Linked DNA regions of Homo sapiens: regions 1 and 2 are each linked to region 3. The links are chromatin loops, found by intact Hi-C in ENCODE. Cell type or tissue: Calu3. All regions are shown on one strand. Each heading gives the region's core, and the rest is flanking DNA. Links, peaks and the distances in the headings are about the cores only.

Region 1 (10,338 bases), core at 816-8,815, 480 kb before region 3:
TATATCACCCCTTCTCCTGTCTAGGTCATTTTGATAGGTTTCAAAGCCCTTTCCATTGCCTGTGAGGCTCTGCATGCCCATCTATGCCTAATGATGTACCAACATCAGCTTCAACCTCATTATCTGGGCAAACCTGCTTTTCAGATTCATTTATAGCTTTGGCTTTGATATTTAAAGACTGAATAGCCAAATATCTTCTTCAGCATTGAATTACTTAGCTTTTGCTGCAGCAGCCAATGACCCTCAGTTTTCAGTGGTTTGCAACAACAAACATTTTCTTTTCATCTCACATGAAGGCTAATGGCTAGCTACAACTTTGCTGGCCTTGGCTGGGTTCAGGTACCATCATGAATCTTCTGATTCAGGGACTGAAGATGAAAGATCTGCAACTCTCTTGGGTACATGTTTCTCCTTTTGGAAGTCAAAAGCTCAAGAGAGACAGAGCCAAACCATGAAAGGATATTTAAGTGGCTGCTCTGATGTAGGGTATATCATGCCCATTGTATTAGTTTTCTATTATAACATTACCACAAACTCAGTAGCTTAAAACAACACATATTTATTACCTCACAGTTTCTGTGGGTCAGAAGTCTGAGCATAACTTAACTGTGTCCTCTACTTAACAGTTTCACAAAGCTGCAGTCAAGGTGTCAGCCAGGCTGCAATCTCATCTGAAGGCTTGACTGTGGAAGAATCTGCTTCCAAGCTCACTCATATTGTTGGCAGATACATTTTCTTGTGGCCATAGAGCTGAGGGCACTGCTTTCTGACTATCAGCTGAAGACTACCTTCAGATCCTAAAGGCCACCCTCACCTCCTAGTGGCTGCCTGCAGTTCCTAGATGCTGCTCAGAGTTCCTAGAAGCCTTGCCACAGTTCCTTATAATATGGCAACATGGCTGCTTACTTCATCAAGCTAGTAAGGAGAGTCTCTAAAGTGAATCTGATAGTAAGACTAGATCATATAGAATGTAATATAATCACAAATTAGACATTTTATCACCTTTGCCATATTCTATCATTTAGAAGCATGTCACAGGGCCATCACACTCAAGGGGAGAGGATTGTACCAGGGCATGAATACTAGGAGGTGAGGAACATGGAGGCCATCCTAGAGTCTGCACATCACATCTACTTACATTCTATTGACTAAAGCAAGTCACTGACTAGCCAGTCCTAAGGACAATTGGACACTAAGGTATACTCTACCTATAGGGTGGGGACGAAATGAATAATTTTTAACAAATAATACAGTCTACCAAAACCATTATTTCTGACATTCTTAAACTTGTGCATGATCAATGATCAGGTGATCACCTAGGCTACTGCATAATAATGACAGTAATATGAATAATGGAAGTCATTTGGAGTTATTAATATTTTAATATTCACTTTAAAACATAGTTAAGCATTCTAGATAAAACTAGGGAGAAAATCTCTTATGTTCTATATATTTTAATTCTGTCAATCCGTTGAAAAATAAATGTGTATCTTTGAAAGAATAAAATACAATAATGCTGATTGTAAGAACTCTTAAATTTATCTCCATAAAACTTAACTTCCAAATAGTTAAATATGGAAGCAGATTGGTAGTTAATACAAATTATGAGAGCATACACTCACTAAATAACCTTAGGGAGAATATTATATCAATTTTGAGACAGTCTTTGAAAACTTTAAATAATAGAGGTTCAAGTATATTATAATTTTAAACTATACACTTGGTTGAGGTGTTAGCATTCACAATAGTAACCAAAATAACCTTTATGTACATATTAAATTTTAGTTAATCATTTCATGATTCCTTTAGGAAAAAATCTTATTTGGGAATTTTTCACATCTTATGAGGATGACTTAAAACCAGTGTCAATCCAAATTTTTCAAGGAAGAAAAATCTCCAAAATGGAAGTTAAGAGAATCTTTCCAAAGGAAGTAACAATTCAGTTAAAACCTGAAAGAGTTAGCTAGGCAAAAGTGAAGTGAAGAAGGAGAGGGAACAATCCGGGTAGAGGGAGTGTCATATGAGAGACCAAGAATGCTGAATACAAGTCAAAGGGGTTGAAGTGCTGAGGAGGTATATTCCTTTACTATGATGCCACAACTGAATGGCTTAAAATGACTCACATTTACTATCTCATAGTTTTTCACGTCAAGGCACAGCTTAGCTGGGTCCTCTGTAAGACTGCAATCAAGGTCTTGGTCAGGGCTGGGCTCTCATTTAGAGGCTTGACAGGGGAAGGATCCACTTCCAAGCTCACTCTAGTTCTGAGCAGTTCCTTTCCTTGTGGCTTTAAGACTTATGGCTGGCTGCTTTTTCCAAACAAGCAATGGAGAGAGAAAGACTCTAAAATCAGCTAGCAAGATGGAGTCATATATTGTAATCACAGGAGTGACATCCCATCACCTTTGCCATATTCTATTGTTTAGAATCAAGCCACACTTCCCACTTACACTCCAGGGGAGGGGATTATACAGGGGTGTGAACACCAGGAGGTGGGGATCATAAAGACCACCTGAAAAATTTTCCCCCACAGAGAGGCAAAGTGGTATAAGATATGTGGTAGAGGTTCACTTAATCTGCGGTTTAGCCAAATGATGCTTGGCTAGGTGTAGGGGTTCAGTCAGGATGGTGGGAGAAATTGTGAAATTATAGGAAATAAACACAAACCCTCTTGGAAGGCCTGGGGGTTTGCATGGTTTCAGTAGTGTTTGGCTGAAGGCAGCTGAATTCTCTTAAAAGCTTAGGGCATAGATACATAGGAATGTAGAGGAGTTTATCTAAATAACTTGTTTATTCATGTGGTCCTAAAACTAACCTTTGATCATTCAAGGGCAGGATGGCTCTCTCAGGGAGAAGGCTACCAGGTTAATTACCCTCTAATGGTGTTGACCCAAAGCCTTTGTCATTTAATGTGTGCTAAATAAATGCCAGTAGGGCCAGCAAGTCAGGGCTGCAGCTGCAACTCTTTACACCACCCTCCTTGGTGTCTATAAGTGGCCCAGACCCTCAGCCGGACTGACAGGCAAAATATCTGTGTCAGTATATGTTATTCATCCATCATTAAGTCAAGGTCTGCAGGACAAACCCCCACAGCTAGGTATCAAAATCAAGATTAAGCAAAAACTAAGCCCAAATCCAAAAATCCTCATTATATATTGAAATTCCAGTATACAGGCATAAATTTGAAAATATGTCAAAATATTAATCATAACAAATTTATTATTAAAATGTTAGTAGCCAATTTTTAAAAGTTTATTATTACAATCTGGGAACAAAATTCCCAAGTACTATCACACTGCCTACCACACTGTTGATCTTTCCTTCACAGCATTTTTACATCCACAACTCTATATTTACTTGTATGAATAGCTGATTAATATTTGAATCCTGTGCTAGACTGTAATCTCCAAGAGAGCAGGAGCCTGTGTCCAGTTTTGCTTATAGTAGTACTTTTGGTGGAATAGGATTTTTTGGCTCCCATATTCCCTTTGATCCTACCCATCCTCACTCAGGAGACTTTAGCATCATTAAATTGCATCAAAGTTATTCTATCAATGGTATTCAGGAAATGACAAGAGAAGGGTTTGGAACAAGAGAGTTAACTTTAAATTTGTTTAACAATTGTGAAAATTTGGAAATAACCTAAATGTCCAACAGTAAAAGAATTGGGTGTTTTTTTGTTTGTTTGTTTGTTTGAGGTGGGGTCTTACTCTGTGGCCCAGACTGGAGTACAGTGGCATAATCATAGCTCACTGCAGCTTCAAACTCCTGAGCTCAAGCGATCCTCCTGCCTCGGCTTCCCAATGTGTTAGGATTACAGGCATGAGGCACTGTGCCTGGCACTGGAATTGTTACATATACCATGGTACATTCAATCTATGCAGGGAGAATGGATGCCACTTCTTTCTTTATTTAGTGGTTACCTTGTCCAGGATAAAGAAAACAAGTGAGGCTGTTGCCCAAGCAGTACCACATGCATTTCCTAATAATAAGGTAGCAAAAAATTAATTCAAACATGTTTGTGTTCAAACTCTAATTCTACCAATCTTGGATGACCAAATGGAGGTCTACCTATCCTGAAAAAGATTTGTCTAAAGCAGTGGTTCTCAAAGTGTGGTCCTTGAAGCAACAATGGCAGCATCATCTGGGAATATGTTAGAAATACAAGTTTTTAAGTCCCAACTCAGACCTACTAAATCAGCAAATATGGGATTGGGGCCCAGCATTCTATTTTAACAAGCCCTCTAGCTGATTCTGATGTACACTCAAGTCGGTGACCCAAGACCCTTGGTTATTTTTGCCTCTGACCACAAGGTGGCAACCTTTGTCTAAAGTCCTATGAGTTGTCCAATGGTTACGTTAGGTGTAATCTTGTCTAGCCACTGAACTGTCCAGAGGCAGTAAGTAGTGATGTGATATGGGGATGTGAGGGAGAAGTGAGAGATGGGAGAGGAAGAAAAGAGATGAAAGGAAGAATGGGGACTGGAGGAGGCTTTATCTCTGCTTTGAACACAGCAAGTAAACTACAGTGAGGAGGTGGGACAATGTTAGGGGTGCTGGTTGTTTATCATCTAACAATTCAGCTCATTCTGGATATAAAACAATGTGAAGTAATGTTGGGGATTTTGTGTGCAGCCAATTTTATCTATGCTTTTTATCCTTGTAATCCCTAGACACCACCCAAAGGCAAGCACCTCCTCACACTATCACCTATCCTCTTCCTACTCTCATAATATAATCATGAATTCCTTCCCCAGTTATCTTCCATCACAGAATCCCCTCTTTTTAAACCTTTCCACAGTTTTCCCGGGTGCCCTGTTGCACAGTAAAATAAGCTCAGCCTATGAAAATATACAGAAATGTTGTCCCTCTTATTTGAACATTTCCTGCACATCTGTAATTGAGACCTGGCACTCCACTGAAGATTCTACTTCCCATACAGCCCTCTCCGATTAAAATTGTTAATTTTTTCATTCCCCATAAATTATAGGGTTTTGCCAAGAGGATAGAGGGGAGGAAAATACAAAGACAGAAGTCTTAAAGGAGGATAAACTTTTCTCAGCTCTGGTAATGGTATCCATGCAGACATGTCATCCAACACCTTAACTTCTCAGTTCTGTTGAATGCCTCAATTCTACTTCGCTTCAACCACTGTCACCCAGGACACATAGTGGATGTTTTCAACATTTAGAGGAAATCCACACTGTAAATCATTTTTGAATCACTTATATTTTTCTTCTTTCCTATTTTCTACAAAATAGGATGAATTTTCTTCTTCTGGTTTACAAGTTATAACTGCCATTTTGGTTCTTATTTTAGTTGCCCTTAACTAACAAATACCCATGTTAATTTAACCATATTAGTTTCTTAAATTTATCAGTATCTACATTTTTCTCTTAACATTACAAGTACTTGAAAATGTTCTCATGTTTTTTGAGTTCCACCACACCTTCCCCATCACTTTGATAATGTTTAAAAATATCTGTTCTGAGTTACTATGGATATACACTTTTTCTTCTTTTCTGCTCAGTATTTAATTATCAAGTCAGCAATAAACTATACTACCAGTGTATACTTGCCCTTACTCCCCATGTCTTTGCAGCATCTCCTGTATTTTTTTCCTTTCTAATTTGAAGACCTCCTCCAAAATTGTCTTCAATGAGGGTCTTTGTGTGACAAACCTTCTGAGATAGTGCATGCCACAGAATATATTTATTACTATGCTACATTTAAGTTAAAAAATGGGCTGGGCACAGGGGCTCATGCCTGTAATTCCAGCACTTTGGGAGGCCGAGGTGGGTGGATCACTTGAGGTCAGGGGTTCAATACCAGCTTGGCCAACATGGTGAAACCCTGTCTCTACTAAAAATACAAAAACTGGCCTGGCACGGTGGCTCACTCCTGTAATCCCAGCACTTTGGGAGGCTGAGGCAGGCGGATCATGAGGTCAGGAGATGGAGACCATCCTGGCTAACACGGTGAAACCCTGTTTCTACTAAAAATACAAAAAATTAGCTGGGCGTGGTGGCACGCACCGTAGTCCCAGCTACTCGAGAGGCTGAGGCAGGAGAATTGCTTGAACCTGGGAGGTGGAGGTGGCAATGAGTCGAGATCACGCCACTGTACTCTAGCCTGTGCAACAGAGCGAGACTCCGTCTCAAAAAATTTATAAAAATAAATAAATTAATTAATTTAAAAATGGCTGAATATAAAATTATAGGTTCAAAGTCATTTTAAGCATTACAGGTCCAGTCCTTTAAAATATTGTCTTGTATTCAATGTTGCTAAAAGTCTGTTGTCAATTTAATTCCTTTCTTTGTAGAGGACTTGATTTTTCTCTCTGGAAACTTTGAGAAGTTTATGTTTAAGTTCTGTGATTGTGTGTGTGCGTGTATGTGTGCATGCACTTTACCTTCTCTGTATTAGTCTATGTCAGCCTCATTGTGTTTGAAGAGTGAGGAAAGGAGAGCCCCAGGTAGCTCAGAACATGTTAATAATTCCCATTTGCTGCCACTCTATAAGCAACTGATATGATCAAGGCTTCATCTTAAAACTTGTTTGAAAGAAGCAGTGCTGGGGGGGTATCAGTGTCCCAGGTTGTAACTCATCAACTTTGGGGATTTGAAAAGTGTGGAGGAGTGAATGAACAATGGAGCAGGGGAGTCCCTATCTGTTTTCAACAGCCTCCCACTCAACCAAGCAGGGCTTTTTTGCTGCCCTGATATACTCTGATACACCCTCCATACACTGGTAACTATGGTTGGAGATATTTCTGCCGATTTCTGTAGTGAAGGGTAGATAATGTAGGTAGGCAATTGGAGGAGAGACAAGAACAAAACTTTTAAAGCTTTCCTTAAATTTATCCTCTCACTGCTGCTTCCAACTACCCTCTATTTCAGGCTGCAAAAGAAAACCACCCAGCTATGCAGATTGAAGCCACTACAAAGAGATGGCTTGTTTTCTCAGCTGGACCCTCAACATCACTCAGCCATCATTTTACTTGTCAGTTCCCTCTCCCATTCTTTCAGTGCCTATTAAAATCTCCACTTGTATTCCTTAAACCTCTCCAATTCCTCTTACTTTCAGCAATTGGCTGTTTATTTTGCACAACTTCAGAGGCACCCTCTCATATGTGAATAACAGTTCTAAAATAAAACATAGAATAGTGAGTATTACAAATCTAGTGTTATGCTAGACTGTAGCCCTGCAAGGGCTTTGAGTCTTACTTCAAAGGAAAATGAAGACAACAAAATGACAAAAAAGAAAATTATAGGCTAATCTCTATGTCCAGTGAAAATATTTCTTAGGAAATAAGTGGAAATCAAGACATTCTCAGACAAAGGAAAACTAAAAGAATCTGTCACCAATATACCTTTGCTATGGCTAAAGTAAGTTCTTGAAGCATGAAAAAAATGATAAAAGAACGAATTTGGGAACATCAGAAAAGAAGAAAGAACAATGGAAGAGTTAAAATATGGGTAAATGCAATAGACTTTCCTTCTCCACTTAAGTTTTCTAAATTACATTTGATAGTTTAAATAAAAATTATAATATTGTCTGATTGTGTTCTTAATGTATACAGAGGAAATATTTGAGAAAATTATAAATGGGGGAAGAATAGAAATTTAAGAGGATATGAGATTTCTATACCTCACTCAAACCGTTAAAATGTCTGTAGACATTGATAAGTTATTTATGTATAATGTAATGCCTACAACCACTAAAAATTTTATATGAAAAGATACACTCAAGAACACTACAGATGAATCAAAACCGATTTTTTAAAAATATTGAAGTGATCCAAAGGAAAAATAAAACAGAGAAATGAAAAGCAGAGGGAACAAACAGAACACACACACACAAACACACACACACACACACAAAATGGAAGACTTAAATCCAGACATATATAGTTACATTAAAATGTAAATGGTCTAGGGACTTTGATCCAGACAAGAGGACATAAACTCATCTCTTTCTGCTTCTCTTTGCTAAATATAACTATGACATAACACAAGAAGCAACCGTAGGAGGACTCTGAATGGTGGAAAGAGGAAGATGGACTGGCTAGGGACCCCAGTACTGGAAGAGCAACATAGCAGTTGTGTGTCTTACCACCCCTCACCCAGCAACAGAAGGCATTTAGGCCTGGAATCTCCTGACCCTGACATATCAGATAAAGGTTACTCAGGTAGGCTCATGCCTTCTCCAGATCAGTTGGGAGTCCTGCTAATTACTCCAGTTGGGCCCAGTGGCACTGGTGATCAAGTAGGAGCTCCAGTAATGATAAGTGACCAGAGAAAGTGCATTTCATTCTTATGGGCCAGAGAGTTTCTTTTCTCACCTAGAGACACCCAATGGCCCCAGTGGTACAAGCAGGGTGACCCCACCACAACAAGCTGTCCTGCCTGGAAAACATTTTTCTGTACTCTATGGATTGGAAACTCTATTCGCCCACCTAAAGACACTGGAAGGCCTAGCGGCACTGAAAGGGGGTGATTCCCCCCACAAAAAGTGACCAAATACAGGAATACAAGGCAGTGTTTCCCTTCTTATATAAAATGTCCAGGAAAAGACAATGAAAGTAGGTTTCCTGGGATTGAGGATTCATGGAACTGCGGGTAGGGGAAAATGTTCTAAAACTGGATTTGATGGTTTCATAACTATACATTTACTAGAAATTATTTAAATAGGTGAATTTCATGGAATGTAAATTATACCTCAATCAAACTTTTTTAAAATGACTCACAGCTAACTAGGAATAGAAGGAACCTCCTTAATCTAATACAGTATATCTACAACTAACATCATACTTAATATGCAAGATTGAATGCTTTTTCTTTAAGACTATGGAAAAGACAAGCATCTCTATTCTCACCACTCCTATTTAATATCATGCTGGAAATCTTACCTGGCGCAATAACACTAGAAAAATAAAAGGCATACAGAATATAAAAGAAGGAATAAAACTATATTTATACACAACAAAATTGTCTCTGTGGGAAATTCCATGGAATCTACAAAAGAACTATTAAAACTAATAAATGAGTTTATCAAGGTCTCTGAATAAAAGGTCAATATACAAAAATTAATTGCATTTCTGTATACCAGCAATGAACAATTAGAAATCGAAAGTTTTTTTTAAAAGTACAATTTTCAATTATACCAGAAAAAATGAAATAGGTAGAAAACTAATAAAAGTGTTCAAGATATGTATACTAAAAGCTATGAAACATATATGAAAGATATGACAAACTAAATAAATGGAGATATGAACCATGTTCATATGTTGGAAGACTCAATATTGTTAAGATATTAATTATCCCAAAATCGATCTATAAATTCAATGCAAACTCAATTAAAATCCCAGCAGGATTTTTTTTCTAGATATTAACGAGGTGATTCTTAAATTCATATTGAAAGGCAAAGGAACTAGGATATCCAAAATAATTTTCAAAAAGAATAAAGTTGGAGGACTCGTAGTATCTTATTTCAAGACTTACTATTAACTATATCAACACAGTGTGGTATTTGGAGGAATTACTCTATTGGATGTTAAGGCTTATTATCCTGCTATAAAAAATAAAGGTAATTATTGTATTGGCAGAAGGATAGACACATAGATCAAGTGAAAAAATAGAGGCCAAGAAGTAGTCCAACACAAATAGAGTCAACTGATTTTTGACAAAAATTCAAAGGAAACAAGAGAAAAGGTAGTCTTTCAATAAATGGTGCTGGAATATTTGGACATCCATATATTTTTAAAATGAACCCGAATTATTTTTACACAAAAATAAACTCAAAATGGTTCCTAAGGCTAAATTTAAAATGTAGAATTTATAATATTTTGAGAAGAAAAAACAGAATATCTTTGTGACCTTAGGTTAGGCCAAGAGTTCTTACATACCACACCGAAAGCACATGTTATAAAAGAAAAAATTTGATAAATTGGGCCTTACCAAAATTAAAAACTTCTTCCCTGTGAAAGACAATATTAAGAGAATGAAAAGACAGTATATATAAAATATTTGCAAAACTCATATTTGATAAAGGACTTGTATCCAAACATATAAAGAACTCTTAAAACTCATCAATAAGAAACAAATGACTCAATTTAAAAATGGACAAAAGATCTTAACAGACAAGTCATCATAGAAGATATACAGATGACAAGTAAGCATAAGAAAAGATGCTCAACATCATATGTCATCAGGGAATTTCAAATTAAAACGACAATGAGATTATTTATACAAAAACTCAAAATTGTTCACTGCACACCTTTTAGAATGGCTAAAATCCAGAACACTGACAGCACCAAATGCTAGCAAGGATGTGGAA
Region 2 (10,338 bases), core at 1,340-9,339, 350 kb before region 3:
GCAAGATGGGGTAGACTTGGGTTCAGTGATGAGTAAAAGAACATTCCAGAATTTTTCTTATTTGGGTGGAGGTGCTGAGAGGAGTGATGAGAAGGGAATTCTAGGCAAGCAAAACGGTGTGAGCAAAGGAACAGAGATGGGAAAACTGTTTTTTTCTTTTTCTTTCTTTTTTTTTTTAAGCCTGAAGGTGTGAGAGAACTGGGGGAGAACAAGTGAATAGTGGAGTAAGGAGAAAGAAATGGTCAGAGGAGGTAGCATAGGATGTTGATAATGTCTCATTTTCTCTCCACTCTGCAACTCACCCTTTTCTCAGGCTGGCTGGATTCTTTGTGGGTGCCATCCGAGGGTCTGCAATGCTTTCGTTTCCCCTCTGGATTGCCCATTTCTATGCACCATCTTTCTCTGCCATGAGAGCATCAGATCTTGATTGGCTTTCAGAGATGTCCATGTCTGAGAAGGGAGCTAATTCCCCCATGCATTTTATACAGGGCCAGTTGCTACATGAAGGAACATCTATATTCAGTCTTTGGTATTCAAGAGAATCTTTCAGTCTCAGTTTTGTTTCCTGTATATGTCTGTTTGTCATACTTTTGGAAGGCCTTGTCATGCATGTAAGGAATACTACTTCTAATTGGCTTTCTCTCTAGGCTTATAATATTGCAGAATGAGCCTTCAGAGACCTTCCCAATCAGGCATGTTATAGCCAAAAAATGTAGTTGTCTTTCTAAACTACCCCTTGATTTTTGTATCATACTCTAATGCCTTATACACATGCATTTCCCATGTCCTATGTCCTTGTATTCTCACCCCAATCCTCTGTAATTAGCGATATTCATTTAATTCCCATTGTGCAGATGAGAAAACCAAAGCTAAAGGAAACTTAACTGAAGATCAGAGTCAAGACTGAGGCCCAAGGCTCCAGACTACAAAACCACTTCCTAGTCCACCTCAAGATAATTAATACAAGGTTTTCAAAGCAGCCTCTTTGAGCCTAGAAATGATCTAGGTTCCTCTAAACAAAGTGGGATAATGGGGGCCACTTGCCTGCCTTTTAGGACTAATTACTTTCTTTAGGGCTAAACAAATCCAGACTTAAGATGAGATACCATTTTAAGGTGGTTGTAATGATTGATTTTTTAAAAGGCTTAAAACTTTTAAAATGCTTATAATGATGATTCATCATTTAAACTGTTTGAGACTTCCTGAGATCAGAATTCTCAAAAGGTTCTACAATTCCTAAGAGATTAAAAACACACCAGTCTAGTGCTTTGGGCCCAGAATTGAGATTTAACAGGCTGACTCTATTCCTAGCTGTGCCTTTGTGATTTGAGATAAATCTTTTAACCTCTCACTTCTTATTTATCCATTTGCAAACAAGCATATTTCCCACCATAGAATATCTGGGAAGCACTTTAAAATTCTAGGCTCAAAGGTATTTTAAAGCCTTATGAATTCTGTAAAGCACTTTGCATAGCTTTAAAATGAATGTGACACCAATACATGGTGGAATTCATTCACTAAAAAACAGTAAAGAGCATGGGGACAGGGTTAGAGCCCAGATTTCTGCCTGCTTACTACTGTTTTTTAACAAGTGCATCTCAGGACTGTGCTGTGCTTCCATCTCTGCCACAATGTGGTGTTGTCACAGCAAGTTGGATTATTTTGTACACTGCCTCTTGTTGAGCATTATGTCACTAAGACTGATTGCTGGGTAGAGATTTTTCTAAGGTAGAAGCCTAGTGAAGAAGGCGATTTCTTTACTTCACTTCCCCGCTTTGGAGCCTAGATTATATGAAAGAAGAAATGTTTTAGACTCTTTGGAATAATACTTCTCTGTCCTATGCCTTAATGTCCTTGTCTATAAAATGGAGTTAAGATTTGCTTCTACCTACAGAAAGTACGGTGTGAGGGTAAATGAGAGAGTTGCAGTGCAATATAGCGGGCTTCAGAGTCAGACGCATTTGGGTTGCAATCCCAGCTCTGTCATTTCCTAGCTCTGTGACCTTGGGCAAAGACCCTCACTCACCTTTCTGCGTCTCATTTTCCTTATTTATGATATCAGTCTAATAATTCCCACCTTGTAAGGTTTTTCTAAGGATCAAATGACATATCAAGTTCTTAGTTCAGTGCCTTGTGCCTAACTGATTCTTTAAAACTATGGTAGCCCCTACAATGTGGAGAACACTGATTTTGTTTCAAGCAAATGCTATACTTGCTCATGACCTCTGGTCCGTTTTCCTTTCAAAAGGATGAGTGCCCTATGCAGAATAAGGAAAAAGTCAGAACAACAAGGATGGCTATCTTAACAATGCATCTTAACATCAGAGTCATATATCCCCTTTAATTACTGCTGTTTCCTTCTCTTCTGGTTAAAGGGGAATGTTAAGAGAAAGATCCACAATTCAATTCAACAAGTATTTCTGAGTACTTAGCATGTACCTCTCTGACTTTTTTCATAGTAAGTTCTTGCCTGTTGCCATAATTTTTCATAGAAAAGTGGTAGATACTTCATTGATATTAGTAATTGTAGGATTTCCTGAGTTTTCAGTCAATGATTATTTTAATCTTTCCCGACATCTGAGCTAACAATATCTGACTAATCACTATCTCATATATATATTCTACATATAAATTGTATATAAATATATAATTTCCAGTGTGCATAGAATTGGCATCAATTTCATTTACACTTGTCTCTAGCAAGAATATTAGTAACACTTGGGTGACCTGCCTTCAATCATTGAGGATGACGATGAACTTTCATCATTCTGGAAAATGATGAACTTCCTTCAGCAAAGAATGGTGACCTTTCATGATCAATGTATGAGAGTTCACAAAGTTTTGTATTAACTTTATTCCAACTGCTGAAGAAATTGCTGGAGAAACTTAAGTCCTGAAAGAAGCTCTTTTCACTTGGAGTCTCTCCTAGGTAGATTTTTCAAGTAGATAGAGGCATTAATTCAATATCTACATAGAGTTTTTTTCCCATTCATAGAGGACTAGAGAAGTGCCATTAAATTTCAAAGCCCCATTTTTTTATTTTTTCACTTAGAGAAGAAAACTATTTTGTGTTGCCTTCCTCCCTGCCACCCCTCTTGATTAGAGTTGTTCTGAATCTGAGAACACTGACAACTATATTTTCCTAGGATGGCCTTGTAACTTGAGATTGCAGCATAACAAACATGGCAGACACAATTTCTGATGCATGGATTTATATCCATAAGACGAATTGGAGGGAACAAGGCTATTCTGTTTATGCATTGACATTGCAACATCTGCTACTATTAAGAGACCTGAGCTCTGATATCAAGTTTGGCTACCCTGACAAGGTCTCCAAGATCCTAAGGCTCCTCACAGTTGATGATATCTTCTATAGTCAACTCTCCATCTCTAGGTGAAATGAAGACAGATTTAGGTATTTAATCCATGGTCTCAAGTAGCCTTGAGATTTCATAGAGGAGGCTCATGGCAGAGCATGCCTCTTGTCCTCTGGGAAGAACTTTGACTCAGTAGTCTAAAAATAACATGAATGCCAGGGATAGTCATGTATACACTGCTGTGGTCAAATGGCTGTGTTTGCTAAGCATACACCTTAGAAGACAGACAAATGATTATAAATGGTTGTGAAGAGACAGCACTGACCTTCTGGGAAGTGTGAGGCAAACCTAGCTTATGTGTCATCCTGCAACAGGATCAAGTTCTGTATACAGTGGAAAGCTGCCACTTGAAGCCCACCAACGGAACAAGGTCAGCCAGATAAAAAAGGCAGGGCAGCAACATCCAAGTTCCCATCACAGTTCCACTCATCTGAGTTGGTGCTCTGTGTTTTATAAATGGCAGTTGGAAACTAAACAGCCAGTGTATGATGTGGTCAAGTAATCAGAAGCCTAGAGGATGAAGAAAAGCTTTCTGGAACACACTGAAATACAGCATGGCTTGGCCTTGGACTTCCAGCAAATGAGAATGTATGTGCAGACCGTTCTAGTCAGGAACTCTCAGAAACAGAATGTCTTTTTGCATATGGAGCCAAATATGAATCTTAGTTGCAAAAGTATGAAAAATATCTAGTGTGAGTAGTGGATAAGGCTGGCCTCAAGGATAGGGTTTGTGTGTAGAGCATGGAAGATAGTGACCACAATTATTTGCAGCCATGTGTATACATGACTAGTCATCACTCTCACCTGTACTACATTTCAGCATAAAGGACAACAATGTGTGCCTTGTTTCTCAAGTCCATCTCGCAGAAGGCTAATCTACACATTTTCTATGATTTAGAAGAAAGAAAATATTTAAAAAACGCCACATACAGTTAGTCATCCTTTCTAGGCTAAAGTCAATTCGAGGGATTGACTCTCAGTTGCCAGGGGGACTTTCGTGGGAAAAGTTAAAGTACTGTAGCTGGAGAAGTCAGTCAAGAAAGCTTCAACTCAGTCGTAGGTGCTATTGGGGCCCTCTATACCCCATGCGTGTCTGAGCAAGGTCGTGGTACTAGTGGTGTAAACAGTAGCACAGGAGTGGTTGTGAGCCGGCTCAGCTCTTGAAGCCACTGTGCTTCATCATTGCCTTTTCTCTCTAGGGAGGCTGATCACTAGAGTCTTTGTATGACCCATTACATTATTTCCTCAGAGGCAGCTTAGGGTTTCTGTTCTCTGGCATGTGGCTTCTATCTCTGCGCAGAGGGAGGAAAAATAAACAATAAATTAGTCCGCCTTGTCTCTCCTCAGTGTCTTCTAGTCCCAATACCATTGAACGTTGTCTTAGATGTTTCAACCAAGGCTTCTACTACAGCAGACACTTCCTCTGTGGGATGGCTATTGATGAGGTATTTGAATATTTCATCACCTTTGGGTGGATCTTTCCCAGGTTCCACTTAAGGAGGGGAAAAACAGGAGGAGTGAGGGAGGAGATGAGGCTCCAAATGGGTAATATCTCAAATGCTGTTACTTCCGCTATCTCCCCTCTGACTACTCCCTGGGCTGCCACCCTAAAGGGCACATGGTTCTTGCTTTGGGGTGTCACCATGTGGTTTAGCATACAACTGTCATTCCAGAGCTTGATCTTCCTGCAATGTAGTGGTGATCTCAACAAAGAAGGAAACTGATGTGTGCAAGCTAGTGTGGGCAGGCTGTTGAGGCTGTAAGCTGACAACAATGACTTCTACTTTACCCTGCCCCTGCTCTGGGATAAAAGGCCCCAATACTCACCACAGGAAAAGATGCCACTCAATTCATTCTAATATCCTGGCAATTATTTTATCAGGGTGAATACAGAGGCACTTCCCCATTCCTCCCTGCTTCACAGGTTCCTGCAGTCCCTCTGGGGCAATGAAGACCATTATTCCTAGGGCATCCTGCAGGGGGAGTTCTAGGTCAGAAAGCAGATAGAAGCCCTTAACCTGGTTCACTGTTGGGACACCTTCAACTGTGACTCATAGTAGGCATCTGATCTTCTGAGTCACCACTATTAAGGGATACTGGTCATCCAGTGCTCATTGTGAGCTCCTGATAGCTATGCAGACTTTACAGACTCTCGGAAGAACAAGAGAATCTATTTTGAAGCTCACCACTCCCTACCTCACGCCCTCCATGCATTATTGAGTCCATTTGTGGCTGTGTGTATACTTATGCACACTCATATGGATTTGCCCCTGCTGATGTATGTGTGTTTCTCTTCCTACTAGTATGAGTTAGTGTTTCTGTGTAGGAGTCTAGCATTATGTCTTTTAGTCAAGTCCTGTGAGGGGCATTCTCGGATAATTAATAGAGTAATTTGTTTAGAAAGCACTTCCCACCCCCAGATGTCCCTAAGCAGACTGGGCTGATCACAAAAAATGAATGAATAAATAAATAAATCAGAACTATCTGGGGAGCTCCCAGAAGATCAAATAGCCCTATTTCAGATCAGCCATTTGGGATCCAGGAAATGGTATTGGGGCCAGAGCCTGCAAGATGGAAGTACTGGGTATGAGATGGAAAAAAAAAAGAGAAAGGAGCTTTAATAAAAGGTTAAAAGTATTCCCACCCAAAAAATGGATGTAACCTCTGCCAGATGCCTAATTTCTCTTTCGATGTTTAGAAATACCACACAAATAGCTCTTGCATTTGAGTTGTCCAGGTGGCTGGAGATCCATTTATTTTACATTTAACAAAGGGTCAAAGGATCTTTACAGATGTTTTTGCTTAAGGGTCCCAAATAAACTGTCCACCACATTTATCTGGAGGTTGACTGGGGTGGGGGTAGTTTGTTCAGTACTTGCTATTTTTATGTCACCTTTAAGTCGCTCCTTTTTTAAAAAAAATAATTGAAAAGCAACATTTATGTCCTGAAAGATTTCCGAAAAGAATACAGAAGATCTGAGTTACTGCTCCCCCTCCTTCCCAAGAGAATTTCTCACTGGAAATCCAAGCAAGTCACTTGGACTCTGCCCTGAACACAAAGGATTATCCTGCAAATAACAGAAATTGGTTAAATATTGGTACAACCCAAGGGAAAGTGTCAGAAATCTAGCCCTACCTTAAGCCAAGTTGGGTTTTGAGAGTTGGCGGATAATGATAACTAGTCAGTGTTTGACAATGTAAGCTCATAGAATCTGATTGTCTTTGTATGAAACACCTAAAACCAGTGCTCTGCAGTGAGTTCCAGTTTACTGAATTTTGATTCATGTTGGTTCCTTATTAAGTAGGTGTGTCATGCATTTGTTGTACAGTGGCCTTGGATCTCAACTTCTGTGAAATATATATATAATATATATATATATATATTATATATATATATAATATATATATATTATATATATATATAATATATATATATTATATATATATATAATATATATATATATATACATACACACACACATACTACTTCTCGTAGACATTAACGAATTTTAGATTTTTGACTTATGTATGACCACATACTTTTCAAGACATTTATATAAATCAAGACAGATTTATATAAATATAAATATATATATATTATATATATACACACACAATAGTCATGCTTCCCTATTTAATTTTTATAAATGGAGCAGTATAATTTGAAGAGGAATTGTAATTTTATGAGCTATTTCCTCCCCATGCACATCAGGCATGGTAAATAAACCCTCACTAGATAATATCTTTTACAGTATTATATTCAGCTCTAGGAGCTATGGTTCTATGAATTCCATCGTAGTACATATGCATTAGCATTTATGCATGAGCAATAAGCTCAAGCTTTTCTAGTTAGACCAGTCAGCGTACATGCACATGCACACATGCATGCACGTACACATGCACATATACATATACACACATGTATGCACATAAATGTAAAAGCCTCCAAAAGCATGAAAGACAGCAGAAAGAATTTCATGAAGAACGTTTCTCCAAAGGCAATATATAACAATATGCTATCAAAAGCATGAGCCAGAACAGTAAGAATTGATCAATTATACCTCATCAAAATTTACAACTTTTACTCTGTAAAAGAACTTCTTAAGAGGATAAAAAGACAAATTGCAGATTAGGAGAAAATATTTTCAAGTCACATATCCAACAAAGGACTTGTATCTGGACTCTATAAATAACTCTAAAAACTCAACATTTAAAAAACAAAAAATCTAATTAAAAAAGAGACAAAAGGCACACAGAGACATTTCATCCAAGAAGATATACAATAGCAAATAAGCAAAAAATGCAAAGATGTTCCACATCATTAGCCATTAGAGAAATACAAATTAAGACCACAATGAGATGTCACCATACACCTATTAGAATGGCCAAAATAAAAAAGTAATGACAACACCAAATGCTACAGAGGATGTAGAGGAACTGTATCACTTATAAATTGTTGGTGGAACTCCTATTCAACATAGTACTGGAAGTCCTGGCCAGAGCAATCAGGCAAGAGAAAGAAATAAAGGACATCCAAATAGGAAGAGAGGAAGTCAGACCATCCTGTTTGCAGACAACATGATTCTATATCTAGAAAACCCCATAGTCTTGGCCCCAAAACTCCTTCAGCTGATAAACAACTTCAGCAAACTCTCAAGATACAAAATCAATCTAGAAAAACCACTAGCATTCCTATACACCAACAACAGCCAAGCCAAGAGCCAAATCAGGAACGCAATTCCATTCACCATTGCCATAAAAGGAATAAAATACCTAAGAATACAGCTAACCAAGGAGGTGAAAAACCTTTACAAGGACAATTACAACACACTTGTCAAAGAAATCAGAGATGACACAAACACATGGAAAAACATCCCATGCTCATGGATGGGAAGAATCAATATCATTAAAATGACCACACTGCCCAAAGAAATTTAGAGATTCAACACTGTTCCTATCAAAGTACCAATGACATTATTCATAGAACTAGAAAAAACTATGTAAAAATCCATATTGAGCCAAAAAGGAGCCCGAATAGCCAAGGCAATCCTAAGTAAAAAGAACAAAGCTGGAGACATCACGTTACTCGACTTCAAATTTTACTAAAGGGCTACAGTAACCAAAACAGCACAGTACAGGTACAAAAACAGACACATAGACCAACGGAACAGAATAGAGAGCCTAGGAATAAGGTTGCACACCTATAACCATCTGATTTTCTACAAAGCTGACAAAAACAAGCAATAGGGAAAAGACTTCCTATTAAATAAGTGATGCTGGGATAACTGGCTAGTTATATGCAGAAGATTGAAACTGGACCCCTTCCTTACACCATATACAAAAATTAACTCAAGATGGATTAAAGACTTGAATGTAAAACCCAAAACTATAAAATCCCTGGAAGACAAACTAGGCAATACCATTCTGGACATACAACTTGGCAAAGATTTCATGATGAAGACGCCAAACACAATTGCAACAAAAGCAAGATTTGACAAACGGGATCTAATTAAACTTAAGAGCTTCTTCACAACAAAAGAAACTATCAACAGAGTAAACAGACAACCTACAGAATGGGAAAAATATTTGCAAACTATGCATCTGACAAAGGTCTAATATCCGGCATCTACAAGGAGCTTAAACAGATTTACAAAAAAAAAAAAAAAAAAAAAGTGGGCAAAGGATATGAACAGACACTTTTCAAAAGACATACACGCAACCTACAAGCATATGAGAAAAATGCTCAACATTGCTAATAATTGGAGAAATGCAAATCAAAACCACAACGAGATACCATCTCACATCAGTCAGAATGGCTATTAAAAAGTAAAAAAATTACAGATGTTGGTGAGGTTGTGGAGAAAAGGGAACACTTATACATTTTTGGTGGCAGTGTAAATTACTTCAACCATTGTGGGAAGCAGTGTGGCAATTCCTCAAAGAGCTAAGAACAGAGCTACCATTTGACCCAGCAATCCCATTACTGAGTATATACCCAAAGGAATATAAATCATTCTACCATAAAGACACATGCATGTGAATGTTCATTGCAGCACTATTCACAATAGCAAAGACATAGAATCAACCTAAATGCCCATCAATGACAGATTGGATAAAGAAAATGTAGCACATACATACCATGGAATACTATGCAGCCATACAAAAGAATGAGATCATGTTTTTTGCAGGAACATGGATGGAGCTGGAGACCATTATCCTTAACAAACTAATGCAGGAACAGAAAACCAAATACTGCATGTTCTCACTTATAAGTGGGAGCTAAATGATGAGAACTCATGGACAAAAAGAGGGGAACAACAAACATTGGGGCGTACTTGAGGGTGGAGGGTGAGAGGAGGGAGAGGATCAGAAAAAAGTAACTGTTGAGTACTGGGCTTAATACCTGGGTGACGAAATAGTCTGTACAACAAACCCCTGTGAAATGAGCTTACTTATATAACAAACCTGCACATGTACCCCTGAACCTAAAATAAAAGTTAAAAAAATAAATTGCTGGTGGAAATGTAAAATGATACAGTCACTTTCAAAAATAGTTTGCCAGTTTTTTTGTTAACATTAAACATGGATGTACCATATGACCCAGCAATTACACTCTTGGGCATATATTCCAGAGAAATGAGAACTTATTTTCATGCAGAAATGTACACACAAATATTCATAGCAGCTTTATTTATGATAGCCAAATACTGGAGACTACCCATAGGCTATAAAAACCATGGCACATTCTTATCATGGAATACTACTCAGCAACACAACTTTGATGAACCCAAAGGGAATTATGCTGAGTGTAAAAAGCCAACCTCGAAAGGGTACAGACTGAATGATTTCATTTATGTAATCATTGTGAATTAACAAATTATAGAAAAGGAGAATAGATTTGTGGTTGCCAGGGATTAGGGATGGGAGGGGGCAGAAGGAGTAGATGTGGCTATAGAAGGAT
Region 3 (10,338 bases), core at 886-8,885:
CTGGGGCTGCTATAACAAAGTACCATAAACTGGGGGCTTCAACAAGAGAAATGTACTGTCTCACAGTTCTGGAGGCTACAAGTCCAAGATCAAGGTGTCAGCAGAGTCGGTTCCTTCTGGGGGGCTAGGAGGGATAATCTGTCTCACGCCTCTCCCCCAGCATCTGGTAGATTTTTGGTGATCTTTGCTGTTCTTTGGCTTGTAGAAGCATCACCCCATCTCTGCCTTCATCTTCACATGATGTTCTCCGTGCATCCAAATTTCCCCTTCTTATCAGGACAAGAGTCATATTGAATTAGGGGCCCACCCTATGCCAGTATGACCTCATTCTAACTTAATTACATCTGCAACAACCTTGTTTCCAAATAAGGTCACATTTAGAGATAATGAGGACTTCAACATGAATTTTTGGAGGACACACTTCAACACATCAAGTTAGCAAGCCATACCACATGAAGGACGTGGAAAACCTGAGAGACCAGGGGAAGGGGTTGGATTTGCCTTGGATATAATGGGAAGTCACCAAAAGGTTTCAAATCCAGCAAGTGACATGATCTGATTAATGTTTTAAAAGGATAATTCTGGCTGCTGTGTTAGATTATGAGAGAAAACAGCCCCCGATGCCAGCATGAGTCATATGGCCCCCCCGCTAGGGATGGAAATTCTCATCATAACATCCACTTACTGGACCTGAGGCTTTAGTTTTCATTGTTCATCATTAGTTCATAGGAAAAACAAATTTAGCTTCCAATTGATGAGATGAACACATCCTTATAATCACATATAAAAATATTATTTCCTTTCCTGGATCTTTACTTTACTTGTAAAAAAATAATAAAAGTAATACAAGCTCTTGGTAAAACTCCAAATAATACTAAGGGAGGCAAATTAATAAATACAGGACTCCAGACACTGCTCCTCAACCCCCACCCATTTCCACTTCTCAATTTCTTCACATTCACATTTTAAAAGAAATCTCTTTGGAGATCCCCTTCCTAGAATTGTTTCTAATCATCTATATGTCTCTATACAGATTCTTACCCACAGTAAATTTTTAACACCAGGCCAACTGCCCAACTTCACCAGGCAAGCTTCTGTTACCTTCTTCCCATAAATTGGCCTGAAAATGTTCAGGATGAACAGGAGCACTGAGCCACAAAATTAGTAGTAGATCATTGGGCTTGGGGTCAAAGACATTGAGTTCCAGTTTCTGTTACATCACTTCCTGCCTCTGAGTTACTGAGCAAATCACAACCAAGTCTTGGGTTCTTCATATTTTGCCTATATCACAGGGTTGTAGTAAAGTTCAAGGATGTTTGTGTAATAAAGCACTTCTGGTATATTATTGCTAATGAAGACAACCCTCATTTCCACATACACACAGTCATATCTGTTGGTATCCACTTATAGACAAGGGAGTTTTTATTTTGTAACTAGAACTAGCAAGAGGCATCATGCTTGAGGACAAGGTGAGGGCGGATGGGGTACAAGGAACTTTGTCAGGCTGGGTGATCTCTGGGGCAAGGGTTTTCTGAGTGTCTTTGTAGGCTCAGATGTGGCCAAATGGGAGTTGGAACAGGGAGGAATAAAGTGAGTGTGTCCCTCTTGAAAACCATAAATGACAAGACTGGTTTGAGTGTACCTGGGATGCCCTGATTTAGTGACATATTCAGAGTCTCAAAGGGAAAAATAGTCAGGAAACATTGTGGTGGGAGAGGTTCCAAGATTCTGTTAATATAAAGGAGAGGCTGCCAAGCCCGCAAACATTGGACTTGAAGGGGTAAAAATATCTTATCACTAGAAAAGACTGCTGGCCATCACTTTGGGAGACCAAGTCAGGTGGAGCTCTCGAGCTCAGAAGTCTGAGACCAGCCTGGGCAACATGGTGAAACCCCATCTCTACAAAAAATACAAAACTTAGCTGGGTGTGGTGGGGCATGCCTGTAGTGCCAGCTACTCAGGAGGCTGAGGTGGGAGGATTGCTTGAGCCCAGGAGGTTGAGGTTTCAGCAAGCTATGATCAGCCACTGCACTCCAGCCTGGGCAATAGAGCAAGACCCTGTCTCAACAACAAAAAGACTGCTGGTTTATGCCATTCAAAATGGACTATTTTGGATTGTCATGCAGGGAATGGATCTGTTTTTTCCTTTTATTGTATCCCTAGTACTTAGTATAGTACATGGCACTGAGTAGGAGCTCATTAAATATTGGTTGAATGAAGTGACTATTCCTCATACATTAGCTCTTTTAGCTCACAGGACCAAATGAATAACAATGATGTTCATATAGCCAATTTGTAAAGCCCAGTGAGTACCTACTTTCAATTTATCATCTTGATGGTCCAATGAGGCAGGTTTTATCATCATTCTTAATTTGCAGATGAGGTTACTGAGGTCCAGAAAGGTCAAGTCATGTGCCTAAAATCACTTGGTGAAGAAGTAAAAGAGCCTGAAATAAGCATGCCCTCCATCACTCACACAGGGTTGTACTTCAATGGTGATGATCAGGTTGTGACTTGTAATGTAAGAGCCAGAACCCCCTGTGGCCGGGTAAGTGTAGTGTGCCCAGAAGGTGGTATACAACCAGGTAAGAGACATATCTCCAGGCAGGAAACAGGAACTAAGCAGTCCAGCTTTGCACCACCAGCCAGTGTTCAGCAAGCACTGTATTCTCTGAGGTCCTGCTCTGTGCTAGGCACTACACTTGATGCTTGGGATACAATAGTGAACAAGCAGAAGGACAAGGAGTTCTCTCAGGTGGTGGCAGGTGTTAAGATGGTGCCCACACACAGGAGGCTGATATGACTTTAGGGTGAGATGAAGCCTGGAATGCTCTTCCAGGGTTTTCCAAATACTAGCTCAAGGTCTGGAGCCAAACTGTCCAGGAATCTCTTTTTTAATACCCAGATGATTCTGATGTACAGCTAGGTTTGGGAGCCACCAATATGGGTGAGCTAGGCTGATTTCATGGTACATCACGAAGGCTCTCTCCCATTTTTCCCAAACTTTTAGATGAAAAGTTCTACTTTCAGCTCAGCTGGGCTCTGGAGGCACACTTGAGCCAGAATATTAAAAAGGGGATGATCTCCACCACACCCCTAGGCCAGTGAGGTAACTAGGAAAACTGCCTCCAAGGCAAGGAGAATCTTGTGGAACACAAAGCCATACTGTGAGATGCAGAAGCCCCTTTTCAAGAGGAGGCTGTTCATCCAAGGCCAAACATAGAGATCCTGAGTTTTGTTTCATCAAGGAAGGTAGCTGGTCACAGTGGTTCATGCCTGTAATCCCAGCACTTTGGGAGGCTGAGGTGGGAGGATCGCTTGAGCCCAGGACTTTATAGATCAACCTGGGCAACACAGTGAGACTCTGTCTTCAAAAAAATAATAAAAGAAAGGTAGCCAATTCCTCAAGGTAGTAAACCTTGAGTCCAGGTCCTCTGGCATCAAATCCTATGCTTATTCCCTCTTCTCTACCTTCTCTTCTATCTGCAACCTCTGGAATGAAGATGCTCAAATGGTCGATTTAGAGACACTAGCAGTGGGCAACATATAGGTATAGAAAATCCTCAACCTGGCAGCTTGAGGAGGCCCCAGTGAACCTCTTACCCTGAACGTTGCTCTCTTCTCAGAGCTCTATTTTTGTTTTTGATATATGAATTTTTTACTTGAGGTTGTTTGAGCATTTCTCTTATCCCACAACCCAGTGGCAGTTGAGAGGGCTTATTATGAGGGAGGAAAGAGAGTCCAGGGGAGGGGCCTTGGGAGCTCAAGGGGAGGGCAGAGCCTGAGATGCTAGGAAAAGAGCTTGGGAGGCCTGGAGCTAGACTCCAAAGGACAGGAGCTGAAGATCCCTGAGGAACAGAACCACCGCACTTCTTGGTTGCCCTGGGAGAGTCCTAGTTTATGCCTGTTGTCCCTCCCACTGTCAAAAGTGCCCCAGTCATACAGCAAATGATATGGCCACCCCTACTGAGGGAGGAATTAGAGCCCTTCTTTCCTCAATGTTTTCACCTGGGACATTGCTTAGAAAAAGAAACTACAACTTTCAGATACCAGGACAGTAAGCTCCTTACAGGCAGGGACTGCCTTGTGGTTGATTTCTTTAAAAACAATAAGAAAAGCATAAAGTGTATTATATACATTAAGAGAATGTCTGATAAAGGAAGAAATACTCATATGATTGAATTTTGCATTCCCAGCACCGAGCTACATATATGAATTAATGCTTCCTGCCCTGCCTACCCCTCACAGTTCCCCTCCGGCCAGACCTCAGCCACATCAGTATTTTAATGATTGCACTGACATCTGGTGGTTATTTCCAGCTTTTTCTCTGGGCTGCTCCTGTAAGAGATGATGGATAGGTCTGTACTTCATACTCCATCAAAGCACCTTTTATCTGAGCTCTACAGTGACTAGACATGACACTCTGATTCACAGCAAGTTGTTGATAGCTGGTAACAGATGTAATGCTATTTCTTAAAAGGTATAGAGATTAGAGGCAGGAATGACGGTAGTGTGGAAGGGGTACGGTAAAATGATAAATAACATCAATAACTGAAATTTTGTGGGATTTTAGGCTTATGAGGGAGTCATTTTCACACAGAGGTGTCCTTCCTGAAATGACACCAACTAGGCCAAAGGCATTAAAGTTCTCAGTAGCAACAAGAAATCAAGTCAACACCAGTGCAGGTGTGATCAAATGTCAACTAGGGAAATTCTTAAAGTAAAACTTGGACACATGGTACACTGTCTTCCTAGTACTGCCTGGCTAACAGAGAGCAGGAGTGAGTGGGGGAGTGAGACACAGGAAAAATAGAGTGAGAAAGTAGGAAAGCTGTACTTCAAAGTGTAGCTTTCCGTGTTCCAGCAAGGCATGAAAATGTCCACAGATACAGCAACCTCCCCATACCTCACCCCACTTTAATCTACAGGGTAACTTCAGAGGATTTCGTACAGAAGACATTTTAATCCCAATACACCATAAAGAGGGTACTAAGAATCCTAGTATTCATGGGAGGACCGTTTTGATTACCCATCCTCCTCCTTGTACAAAGTAGCTGTAGGCAAGAGGCCTGTCAAAGCCCACGACCTTACATCATTAAGAGCTCAAAGAGAGAGAAAAATACAGCTCCCAGCCAATTCTCACATCATCAGGAAAGTATCACCAATGTATGAGACAGGAACATTTAAGTAGCCACAATGAATGAGGTATCCGGGTATCTGGAACATCTCCAAAAACGCAAGCTGCCTCTTATTTGCCTCCTTATGGTAAAGAGTATTACTGAGTCTGTAAATGTGAAAATAACTATTTAATAAATCTTTTTAAGCAGTGGGCCTGCCAGTAGGGGTTTGCAGTTGTGTTTTGTGCTACCCTCCCCTGAACCTTCCACTCTGCCCCTGTGGTTTTCTGATCAGAAATCAATAGCTACCAAGTTTAGGGTCTTTAGAAACACACCAGACACCAGGGTGGATAAGGCTGTGCTTTATTACATGCATAATTACAAATCTGTGCTAAGTGAAAATGTATAAAGCAATGGCGACCTGGGTTTAAGCCACACAGAGAAAGGGCTGGACAATCCATTAACCCTTCTGCCAATGTCCATTCCATTGCTTTTAACATGATTGTTTCCATTTCTTACAATTTGCATAGCACTTACTTGTCAACTTGCTTTGAATTCATTGTCTCAGTTTATCCTCACAACAACCCTGTGAGGTAGGTAGGGCAATTAACACTATCCCCATTTTGCAGATGGGAACACTGAGGCACAGAGCGGTTAAGATCTCGAGGCTAGTTAGTAGAAGCATAGGGAATAGAAATCAGGTCTCCTAACTCCCCAGTCCACATCTTCCTTTTTAGACTATGTTGTTCCGCATGACTAGGGAGTAGAATAAAGCGAGCAGTGAGCCATAGCTCTGGTTCAGGCTATGCCTAGGAACAGGCGAGAATAAAGCTAAGAAAGCATGGCTAAGGGCTAGCAACACTCAGATAAACAACTGCTCTGGACAGCTCAGCACCAAACTTCCTGCGGAAACTTGGGCTCTATTAGCTTTGGTTGAAGCTACTTTCTGGATGCCTAGTTACTGCTGATGTCTAGACATTAGCTTCAGCTGAACTTTCACCAACTCTCAGGCATTAAAATGTCGAGTCAGACAGGTTTTCTTTGGCTACTGCAGTTGGAGCCAGCCCTACAAAGAGCTTACTACAGAGAAATTCAAATAGTGGCCCATGGGCCGGAACCCAGCCCCTCTGATCTTCCTGGCCTCATTGGCTCACTCAACAGGTGGTAGTTTTCCCATAGCCAGAAATGAATGGGCAGAGGTAAGAACAGGAGGCTGGCCTTGGTCAAATGAAGAAGAGTCACCCACATGACATCACTGTCCCCCTTAGCTGACGTGAGCAAGGTACTGACTGGGCCACCTCCTTTCTGGCCTATACCTGGTTAGCAGCATAGCTTCAAAAGAGTTTAAGAGAACAAAATATTAAACACATCATTTTAAAATCCTGAATGGAATAAATTCTTAATCATCACAAAGTCCCAAAGGACCAAATATATAATAAAAAGTAAATACATACTTATAAAAAAAAGCTGAGTGCTAAAAAGCCAGGAAAATGGGAGAGAAAGGAAGAAGAGGGGACAAAGTGAAATGGAGGAAGGAAAAGGAACACACTGGAAGGACCATGTATTTTGAGGTACCCTTAATGTGACAGTGAGGCTGAACATTCCCCTCTCAGGCCACACTCTCTTCTCGATTTTGCCAGATGGCATTTCACTCACCAAATCTTAGACTGCCCCTGAATTCCAACAGATTTGTACTAGTAAGTAATATAGTTTAGCAGTAAATACTTCATATGTCTGCCTTGAGATGCTAAAGCCCTCATCACCCCCGACAAGTATCAATGGCTTTGGCCCTCACAGAGGAGCAAAGCCCTGTTGGTCCCATCAACTCAGACGTATCTTCCAGTTTCTGTTCTCAGAACAATCCTCTCCCTCCCACAAAGTCCACATTCAAAACAACATGCCTATAATAAAAGAAAGAGAAATCTGAATTCAGCGCATGGTGAGGGGAGAGAAAGACAATGAGACAGACAGCAAGGTGGGACGAGGCAGAGAGAAGAGAGGCAGAGATCTTTTTTTTTTTTAAACTCTCATATTTTTATATTATCACATGCTGTTTTTCTTCAAAAGGCCAAACTTTAGGCAAAGCATTCATTCAATAAGTGTGCACACAGAGGCTGAAGGCCCTTTGGCAGGAACTAAGAGGTAGGAATTTATGACTGTAAGACTGGGCTGGGTGACCCGATAGGTCCCATCCAAGAAATGCAAACTCCACACGTCATATACTTTCTTTCTTGGGTGATTTGGCAAAATTAGACTACACCATGGAAAAACCAATTTTGTTCCCTACATCTATTCAAACCTTTACCCAGATCCAGATGTTTAGAAATGAGAATGTGGCCAGCAAACGTTTGGGGAGTAACTTAAAGTTGCTAACACCCATTGTTCTCAGAAATTCTCTCCTTGGAGCAAGCAACTGAAATATGAAACAGAGCAGAGTCAGCGATCACCCCAGGACAACTACACTGATTGAACTTCAAATTGACACAGCTACTGAGCTCTGATCTGAGGAACTCTTACTTTTTTTTCCATATATAAGGATGTACGAGGAGGCAGAAATATAAATTTAAAAAAATTTGCTATCAAAATTCAAGACAATCTATCTAAACCTTATAGTTTAGGAAATGGCAACAGATGCCACATTTCTTCATGAGCAGATGTCTTGGGTCGGCCCTATCCATAAAACCAGACTGCCCTTGAGCCAAACACTGCTTTGAACCACTCATTTGCTTAGAAAGCCTGGCCTTTGAAGCATTGCTTGACTTTTTCTCCCCTTGAGGCACACAATCAAGCAGTTTATAAATGCCAGAACATATGTTGTAGGGGTGTGGGATGGCTTTCCTTCCACCATCTTACACCATTCAAATATTTTCTTACCAGGGCTTTTTCTATGGCCATAACTTTTAGTTTCTTCTCCAAAGGGAACCCAGGCAATCCCAGAGGTGGCTAAAAAAATCAAGGTTTGGCTGGGTGCGGTGGCTCACACCTATAATCCCAGCACTTTGGGAGGCCGAGATGGGTGGATCACGAGGTCAAGAGATCGAGACCATCCTGGCCAACATGGTGAAACCCCGTCTCTACTAAAAATACAAAAGTTAGCTGGGCATGGTGGTGTGCGCCTGTAGTCCCACCTACTTGGGAGACTGAGGCAGGGGAATTGCTTGGACCCGGGAGGCAGGAGGCAGAGGTTACAGTGAGCCGAGATTGTGCCACTGCACTCCCACCTGGTGATAGAGCAAGACGACTCCTCAAAAAACAAAAAAACAAAAAACAAGGTTTTAGGACACTTAAGTTCAGACTACATATTTAGACATCAATTCTTTTTTTTAAAAAAGGACTCAATATTCTACCTCCCACTTACTTTCTAAATTCCTAATTTTTCTCCGGGTTTTTAAGAGCTCAATGTTCTATGCACCACCCAAAAGATGTTTTCCTGCTTCCTCTGAACTGATGGGTGGCTTGCATTTGGCTCTGATCCAGTGCAGGGGACCCAGTTCCTCACAAGACAGTGTGGTCAGTCATCAGTAAGTACTTTGGCAATATAAAATATGCTGGCTGTTTCAAGTTCTCACCATTGTCTTTGCTATCATTATTAAAAACTCAAGTTCAAAGATTGCACTGTTCATTATTTAAAAACAAAACAAAACAAAACAAGAGATAGTGTGGGATAACAAGTGCATCTTCCTACTTATCACCTAACAAAATAAACAATAATCAAGACTGAACCACAACAGGTGATTGAACTACTTAAAACATATAGCAGTGGTTAATTTCTATAATGGACTCTATTGCACACTAAGTTTTTGAAAACATATTTGCCCCCCTCACATCTGAATGCGTTCATAAGATCTTGGTTGTGAATTACTTCACGGCCTTAGATCTCACTAAACCCTGGTTACTTCATCATGTTCAAACAGAATTGAAGATCTGCTAAGAAATGTATAGTATGCTCTGCTCTTCCTGTAAAGGGTTTAGATTCAGCCTCTGGTGTCAAAACAATTCAACTGCTTTTCAGTTCAATCACAAATTAATCGTTTGCTTCACCAGCTGGTAAATTCAAAGTATCATCAATGTCAGCTTATCTACCAGAGGATATCTGTTCTGTGGATCTTACCACCTCTACTCCACAGCTGGGCTGAGCCAGGATGCTGTGGCCAGAGAAAGAGGAGAGCATTGGAATATGTTTCTAACCAAACATCCACGTAGAAATGATCTTTAAAGTTGCCATTATTTTGTATTATCAGTCCCCTGCTTTTTCCCTCCAATATAACGAATCATGCATTAACTGTTTCAGGTTCTTTAAATTCTTTATATTGAAGATTTGAAGATACAAAATATAGCAGTTTTACTTTTACAAATCTATAGACTCTCGTTCCTTTTATGGCTGGATGGCTACCAGCTACTCTTACTTGGAAAATCCTAACTCTGTTGAAACACTAATTGGCATTCTTTTGTAAACCCTTCCCTTGTGTTAGGCAATTTTCTCATTTAATACCAAAATAGTCTCATCTCGACTCATTAATTTTTAAATCACAAACCATCTAGTCTTTTGCCATTGAGGTATGTGGCCATTTGATGCTACTGACAGTCCTCCCTATACTGGCTGTATTTGTTGCTTAAGCATGTCCAACTGTTAAAGTGGCAATGGCAGAAAGAACATTTTCCTTCTCCTCAAGACAAGAAACTTCAAATGTCAAGGTGCTGAGCTAGCAGTTGAGAGCTCTAGCTGCAATTAGCCAACCTTTGAGCCAAACCATAGGACTGGACATATAGTGGATACCATATACCATAGCTACTTCTAGCATACAAGCTACAAGGATTCCTGAGAAGCTGAGGTTAATGAATGAGATTGATCAGGAGTGAGGTATCAAAGGGATATTGTCATTCTCTGGAGGGCCAATCGGTGCTTAGCATCTACAAAGTATACCTTGGCACAGTGTTATCTGATTTCTCTAATTTATTCTCTGAAGTAGCACCTTAACACTGGCTCATCTGTCTAAAATCAAGAACAAAGCCTAGAAGAAACACAAAAGCAAACTTGAGACACCCTCCTTATCGCTACTGCACTATGAAATATGACCAAACCTTTCATTGTCATTAAATACCAGAAATAGTAACATTTTCTGTTTTGCAAACTTTAGTGGGGAAGGACAACTAATAAGACAGGTATTGGACCAGAAATGTACAGATAAGAACTTTGATTTCTACACAATATACAGGGTAG

What was found. Peaks named below come from ENCODE experiments on the same cell type or tissue, not always from the same donor. Only the 100,000 strongest peaks of a DNase experiment are listed, where the experiment ranks them.
Region 1: it touches region 3 in a loop (33-fold over the local background); 42 of 110 quality-filtered maps call a loop at or near these places.
Region 2: a loop joins it to region 3, with 4 times the contacts of the local background. A loop is called at or near these places in 4 of 110 quality-filtered maps.

Annotation. Positions count from the first base shown.
Region 1 is chrX:50,574,146-50,584,483 of GRCh38, reverse strand. It overlaps a transcript of SHROOM4 not described here. Among named protein-coding and RNA genes, the nearest start is that of DGKK, 110 kb to the right of the region's middle. RefSeq lists an enhancer at 2,335-3,105. In Calu3, for the core only: a CTCF peak has its summit at 4,289 (motif pointing right); a DNase peak (open chromatin) is centred at 4,313.
Region 2 is chrX:50,443,833-50,454,170 of GRCh38, reverse strand. All of the region lies in intron 1 of DGKK (diacylglycerol kinase kappa), which reads left to right. Among named protein-coding and RNA genes, the nearest start is that of DGKK, 22 kb to the left of the region's middle. RefSeq lists a silencer at 3,446-3,740. In Calu3, for the core only: no CTCF peak of the experiment used is centred there; a DNase peak (open chromatin) is centred at 5,370.
Region 3 is chrX:50,094,357-50,104,694 of GRCh38, reverse strand. It overlaps CLCN5 (chloride voltage-gated channel 5), which reads right to left. Exons shown (of 15, transcript NM_001127898.4): 15 at 5,465-10,338. Among named protein-coding and RNA genes, the nearest start is that of MIR502, 85 kb to the right of the region's middle. In Calu3, for the core only: no CTCF peak of the experiment used is centred there; a DNase peak (open chromatin) is centred at 4,274.